Regions from separate parts of the Homo sapiens genome. Here region 2 is linked to region 1. Evidence: chromatin loops called from intact Hi-C (ENCODE). Cell type or tissue: transverse colon. All regions are shown on one strand. Links, peaks and the distances in the headings refer to the core of each region. The heading gives the core; the rest is flanking DNA.

Region 1 (8,165 bases), core at 2,349-4,848:
TGCATCCTCCAAATATATTTTTGACAAATGAGTTATGCTGTAGGTTTAATCTTCCAGCAGATTAGGAAGTTATGTGATATTTCTACTTTTGAATCTCCCTTTGTCATATTGGATTTAATTATATTTTAAGCAGTTTGAAAGCTCTTGAAATATCTAATGAGAAATCTATAAACAAAAAATATTTTGATAGCAACAAATATTTAAAATTACCTGTAATTTTTCCCATGAAAGTTATATTAAAGTCTGATGACTTTTTTTTTTTTGAGATGGAGTTTCGCTCTTGTCTCCCAAGCTGGAGTGCAATGGCGCAGTCTCGGCTCAACCCAACCTCTGTCTCCTGAGTTCAAGCGATTCTCCTGCCTCAGTCTCCCAAGTAGCTGGGATTACAGGCACCTGCCACCACACCCAGCGAATTTTTGTAATTTTAGTAGAGATGGGATTTCACTGTGTTGTCCAGGCTGGTCTTGAACTCCTGACCTCAGGTGATCCACCCACCTTGGCCTTCCAAAGTGCTGGGATTACAGGGGTCAGCCACGGCACCTGGCCTGACTTTAAATTTTAATACTTGGTTAATCACTTAAGGTTTAAGGAAAAACAAAAGAATTGTTTGATTTTGTTTTCTAATGTGTTACTTTCCTGGCAGACAAAGAAATAGTGTCTGCCTTCTTTTAAAAAATATTAATGAGATTTACAAATGAAAGTATTTAGCAGAAGGACTGGCCTTGGTGTCTCTTGCCTGTAATCCTAGCACTTTGGAAGGCCAAGATGTGGAGATTACTTGAGCCTAGAAGTTCGAGTCCAGCCTGGGCAACATAGTGAGATCTCTATTTTAAAAAAAGTAGAAATTGAAATGCACAATAGTTAACGTTGAGACCATTATTTTTGGGTCTTTACAAAGTTTAGTTTCTTGCCATCCAATAACAACTTATTGAAGTTACTAAATTTTGTTTTCCAATTTAATGGCAGAAGGACTGTGTGTGTGTGTGTGTGTGTGTGTGTGTGTGTGTGTGTGTTTTCCTGGGTTATTGAGTTTATTGCTTGGAATTGATCTAATTATGTAAAGTGGAGTGGTTCATTTCATTTTTAGATTTTTCTTTTTTGTATGTACACATTTATTTGATAACATCTAAGAAGTCGACTATATGTTTTTCAGTCCTGTTTCTTTTTCATTGTGAGTTAATTTGCTTTTTGTGCAAATACTGGGTATAGACACACCACAAGAATGTAATTTGTTTTTTAATCCATGAAAGAAAAAAGCATCGTATATGTAGTGTCACATCAGTTTGCTTCTTCTTTGTGTGATCTAAACAAGATCATCTCTACGATGTTGACAGTTGGTAGCCAAATCTAATAGCGCAAGTTTGAAATTCATTTTTGAGGATTCTGGATTTTTTTTTTTTTTTTTTTTGAGACAGAGTCTTTCTTGCTCTGTCAACCAGGCTGGGGTGCAGTGGTGTCATCTAGGTTCACTGCAACCTCTGCCTCCTGGGTTCAAGCAATTCTCATGCCTCAGCCTTCTCAGCAGCTGGGATTACAGGCATGCACCGTGATACCTGGCTAATTTGTTTTGTATTTTTAGTAGAGGTGGGGTTTCACCATGTTGGCCAGGCTGGTTCCGAACTCCTGGGCTCAAGCAATCCTTAGGCCTCTGCCTCTCAAAGTGCTGGGATTACAGGCATGAGCCACCACGCCCGGATGGATTTTCTTTTATTTGTCTGTCTTTGGATAATGTATTTTCATATTACAACGTGCTTTAATTTTCCTGGGCTTTAAATTTCCTGGAACCAAAACATAGTTTCAGTCTCTTTTACTTTTGTCTTTACATTTGTAAACGGTTAACGGGATTTAATATTAGCATCCTAATCGTAACGTGGATTTTTGTTTGATAGTATACTATATTACTGAATTGGGTGATACCTGAAATTGTCCTTATTCTCTTCTGACTCCACCTACGTTGGAACTTGCTTTTATGATTAAATACTTCTGTCTGCACACTTTCTCAATATTTGCTTCTTTTTCATTAGAGAGGTAGAAAGTGAGGCATGGTACCTATTATGCAAAATTTTTGAGTAAATCAGGTGTTTTTCCTTGTCCTTAGTAACGGTCATTTTCATTTGTCTTTTGTCATTGTTACCTTTTAAAAGCTTTTTAAAAAATAGTTTATTAAAAATATTTAAAATACAATTAAAGTACCACTAACTTCTTTAAAGTTTTCTTGCCAGCTCTGTTCTCTCCCTGGCTTTATCCCCTTTCTCTGGAAAATGAACATTTGCTCACCCGCCTCAGGGAACTGAAGGTTTAGTGTGATTGGAACAAAAACCAAATGATAATGGATTTTATAGGCCTTGTGTAGGTATTCTCTAGATGGAAGCAATGTGTACTATAGCCATAACATATTCATGTTTCATTTCACGCTATCACTTTGACTGCACTTTGGAAAGTGGTTTGGCCTTATACGTCTGGAAGCAAGAACAATCACTTAAGAAAGCTGTTGCAGTAAATCTAAATAGGATGACTATAGCTAGAACCAAGGAATGGGCACAGGTAGTGGAAAGACAGATTAATTATATCATAAGGATGTAGACTTGTTAGACCTTGATGGTTGAATGTGTTGTGAGATACATCCCTGCCTCCACCCCCTACTGTAAGGTTTCTGCTTAAGCAACTGGATGAATGATTTGTTGGTTAGGATAGTCTAAACTTTTGTAACAAAGAGAACCACAAAAGTTAGTGGCTTAAAGAATGAGAAGTTTATATATGTATTTCTCACTTAATAATCTTGAGTGGTGGCTGGGCGTGGTGGCTCACGCCTGTAATCCCAGCACTTTGGGAGGCCAAGGCAGATGGATCACCTGAGGTCAGGAGTTCAAGACCAGCCTGGCCAATATGGTGAAACCGCATCTCTACTAAAACTACAAAAATTAGCTGTGTGTGGTGGCAGATGCCTGTAATCCCAGCTACTTGGGAGGCTGAGGCAGGAGAATCGCTTGAACCCAGGAGGTGGAGGTTGCAGTGAGCCGAGATCACGCCACTGCACTCCAGCCTAGGTGACAAGAGCAAAACTGTCTCAAAAGAAAAAAAAAATTTTGAGCAGTTGTTGCTTACCCCTGTGCACAATTAAGATTATTTAACCATACCACCAAGTCAAATGGTGACTGCTTCAATACAGCTATTCAGAGAAGAAGACTGGAAGATCTGTCATCTTCTACACATGCCTTCCAATGCTGGTGCCAGAGGTGAGAAAAGAGGAGGGAGGAGAGTAATGAGCCAGGCCTAGAAATGGCACTTATCACACGTGCTTATGTTCCACTGGAGAGCACTTGGTCATGTGGCCACACCTAACTGCAGTGAGGATGGGAAATGTAGCAGAGCTGGACAGCTGCCATAGAAGGGAGGAGTAACAGATTTTTAGAGGGCAGCTATGAGTATCTGCCACGAATGGTGAGGCTGTTTGCTGAGACAGTAAAGAAGAACAGAGATGCATTTTTTAGCAAAAGGTAATAATGTAGGTACTTATAGGACTTCTAAATTTGCTTGTGTAATAAGAATGGGCAAGTAAGACAGCTGATCTTAGATGACAGCATCAGTTGGGAAAAAATTGGTTTTGTTTCTCTATAGCACTGTGATGATAGAGGAATTTAAAAGTTATTTTTCTTGGAAGATATCAAAAGGAGAAAAACAGGAGTTCAAATAGGGGGAAAGAACATGAGAGAAAAGATTGTGTTTATTGTTATGTAGTTATGTTATATGAAAGTATTAATAAGTTAGGCAATGCATATGTAGGGTGAGGAATTTAAAATAGCTGAGTGCTACAAAGCAAATAAAATAACGACTATAGTGTCAAAGTAGGGGTGGTAGTGGATAATTGGGTAATTTTCGTTAGGGGAGTTAAGATAGGCCTCTTTTAGGAAGTAAATTGGAGCTAAGACCAGAGTGATGAGAAAGGGAAAACTTAATGAAGACCTGGGCCAAGAACATTCCAAGTACAAAGGAGAAGGAACTCAGTACGGCCTGAGAACAGACTTGGGAGGTTTAAGGTCAAAGGTTGCCCAGTGTAATAGGAGGTAAGATCCTTGCTGTACAGTCTTATCAACTGAAGTAAAGTTTAAATTTTATTTGATTGCAGTGGGAAATCACTGGGCAGTTTTAAGCAAGCAGTTGATACCTGGTTTTATGCTTAATAAAAAAACTGAAAAGAAGTTAAGGGTAGCTGGGCATGGTGGTGCATGCCTGTAATCCAAGCTACTCCAGAGGCAGGAGAATTGCTTGAATCCAGGAGGCAGAGGTTGCAGTGAGCCAAGATTGCACCACTGAATTCCATTCAGGGCAACAGAGCGAGACTCTGTCTCAAAAAAAATAAATAAAATAATAAAAACAAAAACGGGCAGGGCGGGCGGGGGGGTGCAATTAGAGATGGAAGCCAGGAAACCAGTTAAGATATTGTTGTGGTCATACCAGTGAAAAGAATAATGGCTTGGACTAGGTATTTGGATTGGGGATCTATTTTGGATGTAGAATTGGCAGAAGTTGTTTGGAAATTTGAGGGAAAGATGAATCAAGAATGACACTTGGATTTTTGACATTAAAAGCTGGGTAGGTGTTAGAAAATAGATCCCAGATTTCTTTTGTAGGTTTGATAGATTTTTCTGCAATGGATTGTGAATGTCTTAAAGATGACATGGCATTTTGTGTATATGATGAATTTAGTTTACTGAAGACTCTCTTTGTCTCAAAACAGTATGAATTATAGTATAAAAGAAGTACATGGGGGGGTTGCCTTCAAGCAGGAAGAAAGAAGTACAGACTTTATCATATGTTGTTGGAAAAATGAAACATTTTAGAGCTGGTTTAGGTATTTCATTTTATATGATTTTTTTCACTTAGAATGGTCTTTAACAAAGGCAGCAACCCTGCTTTATAAATTTTAACTGAGATTATCTAGAACCCCCAAATACTTCAAGGATCTAGGATTTTGTTCTGTTTTTCTATATATATCTAGACCAGTAGGAGGTGGAAAACGTGCCAGCCAAGGGGCACACTCCTTATCACACTGCTTGGTTTGTTGTGGATACGGTGCAGCTTATCAGGCCTTAAGGTAGGGAAGGCCATAACCGTATCTCATCTTCCCTGCCCTCCATCTCTGGAATTCCTGGGATTGCTTTTTGTTTTTTGTTTTGTTTTGTTTTGTTTTTTGAGACAGAGTCTCGCTCTGTCACCCGGGCTGGAGTGCAGTGGCACGATGTCAGCTCACTGCAACCTCTGCCTCCAGGGTTTAAGCAATTCTCTGCCTCAGCCTCCCAATTAGCTGGGATTACAGATGCATGCCACCACGCCTGGCTAATTTTTGTATTTTCGGTAGAGATGGAGTTTTACCATCTTGGCCAGGCTGGTCTTGAATGCCTGACCTCGTGATCCACCCACCTCGGCCTCCCAAAGTGCTGGGATTACAGGCATGAGCCACTGCACCCAGCCTTCTTGGGATTGTTCAGAGGCAAAGTATTGGAATCTATCAATGAACAGATAGTCTTTGATCTCTACTCCGTTGACACTTCCTTGAATGTAAAAATAATTTTTAGAGTGTGGTACTTTTTGTTTTATAAAAAGTATGTATCAGTCTGAATGTTTGTTTGCTTCATAAATCAAAACATTTCCATATTTTTGAAATTACATCAGTGTTTTAAAATTCAACTTCCTAGATTAAATTTTACAGTTGAATGTTTTGTCTCAGTATTTTGCCTAGTTCTTATTTCTTGTCTAACAGAAACTAAGCATTTGGAAAGGCCATTAATTAGTACACGTTAAATATTTTTCTGTACAGTTAGAAATATATTTCATGTGGTTTTGTGTTTATTTTTGAAAATTTACTATTTTCACGTCTGAATTAATAAAACATTATAGCAATTAATAAAAAGTATATTCTAGTTTGCTAAGGTGACTGCTAAATATTGCATTAGATGATGCTACATATTGCTTAGAATTTGATATACAATATATAAAATAATCTTTTACTTATTCCTTTTTAGTCACCTGAATTTGTTTAGTTTCTCTACGATTCAACATACTTTTAATTTTTAAGATTTTTTAAAAAATACAAGACACTAAAAATATTTTTTAAAGTAAAATAAAAATTAACTATTTGTAGATAGATTTATATAAATTTAAACATTTCCTTGAGCCTAGTTATCCAGTTGCACTTTTATAACACCATTGTATAGGTTTGATATACTCATAGATCCTTGATGTGTTTGAGAAACTAGTTGTCATAATTTTTACAAATTTTGTTCTTCCACCCAGTAAATCATGTGTCATCTAAAGTTAGAGGGCAATATACATTAAGGTGCCTGACCTGTGCCCAGCATTGTTTGGGCTTTGTGTGTGGGGTTCATAATAAAGAATGTTACGAGGTTTTTTAACTTTCTGGGAAAATACAAAATAGGGAGTTAAGACAGGTAAGTATGATGTAAATTTAAGAATGTGAAGATAAATATATTATTAATAGAGATTAGACTTTATGAATATGCATCTTTTACTGTGTTGTAAAGGAAGTATAGCACTTGAATGAGAAAAATAGGGAAAGGATTTTATTAAAAGGGGATAAGGCAGCTGGGCACAGTGGCTCACGCCTATAATCCCAGCACTTTGGGAGGCCGAGGTGCGCAGATCACCTGAGGTCAGGAATTTGAGACCAGCCTGGCCAACATGGCAAAACCCTGTCTCTACTAAAAGTACAAAAATTAGCCAGGAGTGGTGGCGGGTGCCTGTAATCCCAGCTACTCAGGAGGCTGAGGCAGGACAATCGCTTGAACCCGGGAGGCGGAGGTTGCAGTGAGCTGAGATTGCGCCACTGTACTCCAGCCTGGGCGACAAGAGTGAGACTCCAGCGCAAAAAAAAAAAAGGGCGGGGGGGCTAAAGCATAAAGAGGTGAGCATAATTTTAAAGAATTACTAAGTTCAGTTTAACTAGAGTAGCTAAAATTTGAAAGACTTGCTCATTATGTGAAGATAAGTGATTCCAGTAAACAAGCAAAAATCACTGAGAAAAGTACATTAATAATGTTAGAAAAACCTAATCTTAATTTACTATTAAAAATATTCATCTTATTCTGTCCTCTTTTCACAGTTTTTACCAAAGTCAAATGTTTTTGCTAGCTTTGGAGCACTGTTAACTATAGTCCTATCTGTGGTAATGCTATAATGCCCAAATTGATAGTTTTATAATGCTAGTGCTTAAGTTATTTGGAGAAATTTGGCTGGATGGGGGCAGAGCAGGTCAGGCAGATCTTACACTGCCTGGAACTGCAAATCTATAGGTGGCAAGAGGGAATTGCTTTCTAAATTGAATGCTCCATTTCCTTAACAAGACTGGTCCAGGACCAAGCCAAGCTTAGGTAAATGGGCTTGGAATACAGCCTTTCTGGGGAATTTGCTATGGCTTTTGAGTCCTTGTGATTTGGAAAACATCTGGATATAAAGAGATGTTTATAGCTGATCTGAATATATATGTGATCTCCCTGAAGTAAGTAACTACAGATCAGCCGAAGAACCTCCTCTGACTACTTAGGATTCTCTTCAAGCGTGTCAATCAGCTAGAACGTGACCATTCTCTGAGCGTTGAACACTTTACATTGCCAGATAATTTGTGCTGTTTTCGTCAAACCTGACCCTAATATAACTTGACTAAATAATCTTGTCTGTGGCAAATAAAGAGGTAGCAGTATATTTATGTCCTCTTTTCGGAAGGTGATAAAGGAATTATTTGATAAAGTACGATATGTATTGCTACTTTGCAGAGTAGACCTCAAGTAGATACTTGAGTAGACACTCTGCATTTGTGTGCTTTTTTCTATTCACACACTACAGTGGGTATGTGAATCAGTGAAAAATTGCCAAAAATATGATCAATTGAAAACTTTTGTTAGGTGGTCTTTATTTGAACTATATCTTGTCATCCATTAGTAATTTAGCAAGATTTGATCAGAACCAGTCAACGCTCTTTAAATCAGTTAATCCCATTAAAGGTTTTTATGGAAAGGAAAAACAGTGCTCAACAATTGAGTTGATACTAAAGCTTTGCTTTGACCAAATTGCAGTTAATACCAGTAAACTACTTTTTTTTTTTGAGACGGAGTCTTGCTCTGTCACCCAGACTGGAGTGCAGTGACGCT
Region 2 (8,165 bases), core at 2,028-4,527, 170 kb before region 1:
CGTGTAGGTTTTGTTTGAATCCTATAAAAAGGCCATTTTTGAGATAATCAATGAAATTTGAATATGGTTTGGGTAGTGGATGTTATTTATTTATTATAAATTTTATATTATTGTTTTAGATGTTACTAATTATATTTGTTGGTGCAAGGTGCAGTGTTATTACATTGTTGTTCAATAACGGCATAGTGATCATATTTTAAAAGGGTTTGGCCAGGTGCAGTGGCTCATGCCTGTAATTCCAGCACTTTGGGAGGCTGAAGGGGGAGGATTGCTTGAGCCCAGGAGTTTCAGATCAGCCTGAGCAACATCGTGAGATGTTGATCTAAAAAAATAACCAATACATTTTTTTAAAAGAAGGAAAAAAAAATAAGTAGAAAGAAATATAAAAGGTTTTTACCAGCAAAATATGCATACTGAGGTATTTGTGGGTAAAATTTCATGACGTCTGGAGCTTGCTTTAAAATGCTCATCCTGGCCAGACACGGTGGCTCACGCCTGTAGTCCAGCACTGTGGGAGGCCGAGGTGGGTGGGTCATTTGAGGCCAGGAGTTTGAGACCAGCCTGGTCAACATGGTGAAACCTCCATCTCTACTAAAAATCTAAAATAAATAAATAAATAAGTAAGTAAATAAATCAGCCAGGGGCTGTGGCACACGCCTGTAGTCCCAGCTACTTGGGAGGCTGAGGTACAAGAATCGCTTGAACCTGGGAGGTGGAAGTTGCAGTGAGCCGAGATGGCACCACTGCACTCCAGCCTGGGTGACAGCAAAACTGTCTAAACAAACAAACAAAATAAAATGCTCATCCCCACCACTCCCCGAAAAGTACTGGAGGGAGTGGATAGATGAAACAAAATGGACACGTTGTCATTAATTGTTGAAGATGGATGATGTGTGTGTGTGTATATAGGGGTTTGTTATAGCATATATTGTACTACTCTTTCTGTTTATGTAACAAAAAATAACCTTTCTTTCTGAGAGAATTCAGTCCTATTGTCCTAGGGCATATTCTGTAATGAATTAACTCCACTCTTATGCATCTTGCAGGGAACTGCAGCATGGGATGCAACATTCTTGGAAGAACTGAGAAGAGTACTCACTCAAATTACCTTCTGTGTGGTTTCTATGGTTTCTCCACACTGGTTGAGAAAGTTCTGAAAACCGCAATCCAGAGGGTAAGTCCAGCTCGAACGGGAAGGCAGTCGGGCTCAGGAACATGGAGCAACCACCTGCCCTTCTGCTGCCCTGGACAATAGGTATTGCACTGTTGGAACTTGGTGGCATTTGCCCAAGGTCAAAATAGGGCATGAGGGAAGATGAAGGGATGGAAGTGAGCCAGCTGTGGGCATTCTCCTAGACACTTCTCATGCTCCTCTGCTTCTCTTAGCCCCTAGAGAACTAAGCCTCACCTAGTCCCCCACCCTTCTCCCCTGTCCCTAAAGCAGTGCACATCCCTTTCGAGATTTTCTGACAGTGACTAGGAAATTCAAGGGCAGGTTTTGTAGTGGAAAGTGCTGGCTAGGGTTGTGCAGCCCATAGGGGCCTGGTTTCCTAATCTGACCCCATGGCTCTTTGGCTGTGTGATCTGGGGCAGCTACCTAACCTCTCTCAGCTTCAACTGCCTCTCCTGTGAAACAAAGATGGTATTGCCCAACAGGCTGTGGGGAAGACTGAATGAAGCATTATTATATGTTATGCACCTAGTGAACTGCATGATATACAGCAGATGTTCAATAAGTAAGACACATGGCCGGGTGCAGTGGCTCACGCCTGTAATCCCAGCACTTTGGGAGGTCGAGGCAGGTGGATCACCTGAGGTCAGGAATTCGAGACCAGCCAGGCCAACATGGCGAAATCCCATCTCTACTACAAATAAAAAAATTGCCAGGCATGGTGGCGCACACCTGTAATCTCAGCTACTCAGGAGGCTGAGAATCGCCTGAATCTGGAAGGCAGAGGTTGCAGTGAGCCGAGATTGCGCCACCGCACTTCAGCCTGGGTGACAAAGCAAGACTGTCAAAAAAAAGAAAAAGAGATAAGGGCAAGAAAAGGCTCCAATCACTGCCTCAGCCACGTCCACTGCCATGACCACTGATACCTCACAGGATAATTTGCACCTTGGATTTCAGATGCTGATAACTGGTTTCTGTAAGGTGAGATCAGGGCAGAGAAGATCCAGGAGAGGGCTGGCATGCTGCCCAAAAGACTCCTTCCAAAAGGGCTGATGGCAGGGCTGAAACCACCTTTGCAAAAATTATAACAGAGGAAATTATGACAGTGAAAGAGATCAAACCTAACCGACTCCATCTGGCTTCTAACCTTTAAGCTGTCCTTGTTCACTCCTGGGCATAGGCTGAACTAACCTTGGGAAGGAATTTAGTTCACAGTTTTGCTCTGAAACAAAATTGATAATAGCCCTTTCCCCACAAAGACCCACTTCTTGCCTGGGGACCAGTCTATCTTTGTAGGACTCACAAATTAGCTACAAGATTAGAAATTATGGTTTAGAGGTCATGCAGCCTCTGGCTGCAAGAGTCTGAACCTCCCCAAATTGCTTCTGGGGATAACATCACCATTGTAAAGCCTAAGATCAGTGCTTGAGACATTTTGCAGACCTTGCACTGGTAGCTGACACTACCCAGAAGGGTAATCTGGCTCAACCAGTTCTGTGATCCCACCCAGGAACAGAAGACAGCAAGAAAACCTCACTATGACCCCCTAAAATCCCATCTCCAAACTGGCAAATCAGCACCCCGTACTTCCTGAGACTCCACCCCTCAAATTATCTTTAAAAATTCTCCAAATGCTCAAGGAGACTGATTTGAGTAGTAATAAAACTCTGGTCTCCCGCATAGCCTGCTCTGCATGAATTACTCTTTCTCCATTGCAATTCTCCTGTCTTGATAAATTGGCTCTGTCTAGGCAGCGGGCAAGGTGAACCTGCTGGGTGGTTACAGGGCTTTGGGTAGAAGAGAGAGAGGAGATGAGAAGAATGCTTACAGGGGAGGCAAAAGGGGAATTCCTGGGGCAAATCCTGGGGGGAAAGTAAGGGAGAGGTACTCTCCAAGGGACATAGGTGAAACTTGAGTCATCTGTAAATGTGAATACCTCCAAATAAATAGAAGAAATGTAAATAGTACTTGCTATGTCCCAAGGCTTATTCTGGAAGCTTTACAAATATTAACTCCTGTAAACTTCTCAACAACCTGTGACATAAGTGCTATTATTATCTCCATTTTGCATGTGAATAAACTGAGGCAAAGAGAGGTTAAGCAACTAGTCCAAGGTTGTCCAGCTGGTAAGGGTTGGAGCTGGGACTCAGATCAGACAAGCTTGTTCCAGCATCTCTCCACCAATTCTGGAAATCATCACTCTGTAGCTGAGTGTTGAGAATGGTACAAAGAGTTAAGATTCCTGCATTTTGATGGATCTTTCTTCTGAAAACTGGGTCACCCTAACAGTCCCCTGGGTTTACCTGGCCAGGATACCTTGATTCTCTGACACTTTTTTTCCTCCCTCAGGTCTAGTTCTGTGATCCCTCTTGGCTTGTGCCTTGTCTGCTCCAGATGGGGTGTCCTCTCTCTGTGCCAGTGTATCAGCCAAGGGTCCATCCAGAAAAACCCACTCAGAGTGATGTATACTAGGGAGATTTGAGAGGACCTAAACAATTTTGGAAGCTGGTTAATGCAAACTAAAAACAATTCTGGGATAGCCACAGTGGCTCACACCTGTAATCTCAGCACTTTGGTTTTTTGTTGTTGTTGTTGTTTTTGAGATGGAGTCTCGCCCTGTCACCTAGGCTGGAGTGCAGTGGCATGATCTCGGCTCACTGCAACCTCCACCTCCGGGGTTCAAGCAATTCTCCTGCCTCAGCCACCCAAGTAGCTGGAATTACAAGCATGTGCCACCACATCCAGCTAAGTTTTGTATTTTTAGTAGAGACAGGGTTTCACCTTGTTGGCCAGGCTGTTCTGAAACTCCTGACCTCAAGTGATCCACCTGCCTCAGCCTTCATCCCAGCACTTTGGAAACCTGAGGCAGGTGGATTTCTTGAACCCAGGAGTTCAAGACCAGCTTGGGCAACATGGCAAAAGCTCATCTCAACAAAAAAATGTATGAAGTTAATAATAATAATAAATAAAATGCTAAGGTCCGCGAACCACCTGAATGGACCCATCCTCTCTGCCAGGACATTCCAAAGTTAACCTGAAAAACTGGTTCAGGCCATGACAGGAAGGGAGGGTTGGACATACCTCATTATACCCTCCTCTCTTTTGGATTTCAGCAAAAGCTGACAAGCGTTAACATCAACACAGACCTTAAGTCTGATAAGAAAAACTTACGGGCCGGGCGTAGTGGCTCATGCCTGTAATCCCAGCACTTTGGGAGGCCGAGGCGGGTGGATCACTTGAGGTCAGGAGTTCAAGACCAGCCTGGTCAACATGGCGAAACCCCGTCTCTACTAAAAATACAAAAATTAGCCAGGCGTGGTGGTGCACACCTGTAATAACAGCTACTCTGGAGGCTGAGGCAGAAGGATCACTTGAGCTCGGGAGGCAGAGGTTGCAGTGAGCCAAGATCACACCACTGTACTCCAGCCTAGGTGACAGAGTGAGACCCTATCTCAAAAAGAAAACAAAAAAAGAAACACTTTCAGTCTATTATCCCTGAAGGCTGCTACCTGGAGCTTTCACCTGCATGATAAAACTCTGGTCTCCCCAACCCCTTATCATCATAACCCAGACATTCCTTTCTGTATATTCCAGGTCTTTAGATAATAGCTTAATAAGTTAACTCTGTCAACCAACTGCCATTCAGAAAATGTTTAAATCTACCTATAACCTGGACCTCCCCCACCTGCCTCCTTCCAGTTGTCCCACCTTTCCAGACCAAACCAATGTACATCTTACATGTATTTGATGTCTTATGTCTCCCTAAAATGTATAAAACTAGGCTGTGCCCCAACCACTTTGGGCACATGTTCTCAGGGTCTCCTGAGGGCTGTGTCACGGGCCATGGTCACCCTCATTTGGGCCAGAATAAATCTCTTCAAATATTTTACAGGACTTGACTTTTTTTTGTCAACATTGAACAGTCTGTAGATGGCTGGTTCTGGGGCCTGAAGTCTGCAGGGCAGGTCCTCTGGGGATGAGGATGAGGATGGATATGAAGTGGAGGAAAGCAAGGATAAACTGGGACTCTTGAGCCCAAAGCTGGAGCCAGAGGACAGATTGGAGCCCACATAGGTCTTTTAGAAAGCTTCCAATTTCAAGGAAGTAGGTGTCCTATAGGGAAAGCTAGAGCCTTCCACTATGGAACCAAACATACATCTGGCCCAAGAGTCAGAGAAGCTGAAAGAGGCTCCAGCAAAATATGGAGGAGCTGTGAGCCACGGGCTGCCACCAACAAGGTGAGCCAACAGAAAAGCAACAACACGAGCATGTGCTGGGATGGTAGCTGGAGCCTGAGCCAGTCAGCTGAGCACAGAAGGGATACAGCTGCTGTTTCACCTCTGTCTTCCAAATTCCACCCAAGATGTCTCTTGTGGGCCATGCCAGCCTGGAACTATGCAGGGAAGGGGATGCTGGGAGACATTGTTCCAGCTTAGCTCAACTGCTGCAAGCCCAGGCCACACACTTGGGATAGGACGCCCTGCTCTTGCTGGGGAATCCCCTCCATTCTTTCCCTGGAAGTCAAACTGAAGAAAACAAGCCTCCTGCCCAGGGAATTTCTTTGCTTTCATGTTTGCTTTGTTCTCTGTTTTAGTGCCACGGTGGATGTATTCCCTGCTGCCAACTTCTAGTATGGACACCTGGGTGGGTGCCTTTGCTTCTCTTCAGAACCACCCACACCTTTCTATCCTTGGACTCTCCTCCCCAGAGGGGTCATTATCCCAATCAAACACAGTTATGATGAACAGAGAATCCCTGACAGTCACCAGGGATGTCACATAAATGACAGTGTAGTTATGTCTACCACACTGTTTATTCTTGATCTGTAGGATAAGTCTAGAACCAGTTACTTTTATTTAAATACTTTAACACTTGGTGATGGCATAATCTAAGTCAGTGGTTGTCAAACTTTTGCCTGTGGCAGAATCACCTGGAATCCTCTGATTCACATTTTGATTTTCTTTTTTTGTTTTTCTTTTATTGAGACAAGGTCTGGCTATGTTGCCTAGGTTAGAGTACAGTGGCTATTCACAAGTGCAACCATAGTGCGCTGCAGCCTCAAACTTCCGGCCTCAAGCTATCCTCCTGCCTCAGCCTCCCAAGTAGCTGGGACTGCACTGTATACACCGCAGCATCCAGCTCCATCCCAAGTTTCTGATTCAGGTCTCTAAAGGGGCCTGAGAACTTGCAGTTCTATCAAGTTTCCAGGGGATGATGATGACATTGGTCTAGGAGCCACACTTTGAGAACCACTAGCCTTGAGGTTAAGAGGACAAACTTCCAGATCAGACTCCATGGGCTGGACTCCCAATTCACTATTCGTTTGCTTCATGACCATGGGCAAGTTACTCAATATCCTCATGCCTCAGTTTCTTTAAATGTAAAATGAGGACAAAAATGGCACCTACTTTTGGGGGTTGTAGTGAGACTTAAATAAATTAATCCACATAAAGTGTGTGTCCATAAAGCACTATATTCATGTTTTATCCATAAAATACTCTATCCACATTAAGTATGGATACAACATACAGTAAACACTCAACAAATGTTTGCTATTGTTTTAATTCAGCATATGTTTTGTGAGTAAGTGACTATGTAGCAAGTGCATATCGAGTTCTAGATTTACAGATCTTTCACACTCATAAAGGCTGAGTCTAGAATACACAAGTCTTTGATTTAATTTCTCAGTAACTGACATTTTCTTGTCTCTTCATACCTGTCCCCCTCATATGTCTCCAATGATTATCATTGAGCTAGGAAGCACAAGCAAATGCATTAGGAAAAAAGTATTATGATAGAAATACAGCAAGTGTCAGCTCTTTTACAAAATATTATTCTAATGGAAAAACTAGCTTTATGGCAAAGTTTCAGTTTAATTTCCTAATTGTCCAGTGGGTGGCAGCACCACACGGGAATTTCGCAGAAGCGTATTGAATTCCCATTCCCAATCTTCGGCACCAGGCTGGCTCTTTTGCAATTTAAACTCCATTTCCTGGGTCTCAGATGCTTTCCTGTCTTTGTTTACTTTTTTTTGAGAGAGAGTCTTGCTCTGTCGCCCAGGCTGGAGTGCAGTGGCGCGATCTCGGCTCACTGCAACCTACACCTCCCAGGTTCAAGCGATTCTCCTGCCTCAGCCTCCCTAGTAGCTGGGATTACAGGCACCTGCCACCACGCCCGGCTAATTTTTTGTATTTTTAGTAGAGACAGGGTTTCACCATGTTGGCCAGTCTGATATCGAACTCCTGACCTCAGGTGATCCGCCTGCCTCAGCCTCCCAAAGTGTTGGGATTATAGGCGTGAGCCACTGCGCCTGGCCGAGTTAAATCTTTATACACATGTTAAATGATTTCCTTTGGATAAGTTCTTATTACTATAATTGCTGGGTTAAAAGGTATACTTGGCTGGGTGCGGTGGCTCACAGCCTGTAACCAGGAGATGGAGGTTACAGTGAGCTGAGATTGTGTCACTGCACTCCAGCCCGTGCAACAGAGCGAGACTCTCTCAAACAACAACAAAAGGTATACTGTACTGTACATATCTTTAAAGCTTCTGACACTATTCTCAATTATATGGACAACGCTGGATATTATAATTTTAAAACTCTCTGCAGTTCTTATAAAATAACCATTGTGTTTAAAATGTTACATTAAAATTGGTTTAAAATGGTAAATTATTGTTTTTCTTTGCTTTCATGGTATATTTAACTTTCTTAGTTTATAACTCGATTTTGTTTCAAGCTCTCTATTGATTAAATGGAACAAAATAAAATTAGTTAAATGGAATTAAACTAAATAGAATTCAATTGCCAGTTTCTGTGTGCATATATCCTTCCAGAGGTATTCTATGCATTTTCCACACAATACACATTTTTCTACTCCTTGCATTTTCATATTTGTTCTTTTTTTTAAAAAAAATCCTAGATTGACTTAAAAAAAAAAAAAACTCTTCTTAACACATGTCACCTGTTACTTAAGCCTCATAATGGTGACAATAA

Evidence for each region. A loop is a pair of places that touch in the nucleus more often than their neighbours do. Peaks named below come from ENCODE experiments on the same cell type or tissue, not always from the same donor. Only the 100,000 strongest peaks of a DNase experiment are listed, where the experiment ranks them.
Region 2: it touches region 1 in a loop (7-fold over the local background); 102 of 110 quality-filtered maps call a loop at or near these places.

Annotation. Positions count from the first base shown.
Region 1 is chr7:40,054,185-40,062,349 of GRCh38, forward strand. The region is part of intron 7 of CDK13 (cyclin dependent kinase 13); the gene reads left to right. Among named protein-coding and RNA genes, the nearest start is that of MPLKIP, 76 kb to the right of the region's middle. RefSeq lists a silencer at 1,520-1,759. In transverse colon, for the core only: no CTCF peak of the experiment used is centred there; a DNase peak (open chromatin) is centred at 3,337; H3K27ac peaks cover 358 bases.
Region 2 is chr7:39,889,461-39,897,625 of GRCh38, forward strand. LOC101928688 (a long non-coding RNA gene) reads left to right here. Exons shown (of 9, transcript XR_001745176.2): 8 at 1,047-1,174. Among named protein-coding and RNA genes, the nearest start is that of CDK13-DT, 56 kb to the right of the region's middle. In transverse colon, for the core only: no CTCF peak of the experiment used is centred there; no DNase peak of the experiment used is centred there; H3K27me3 peaks cover 987 bases.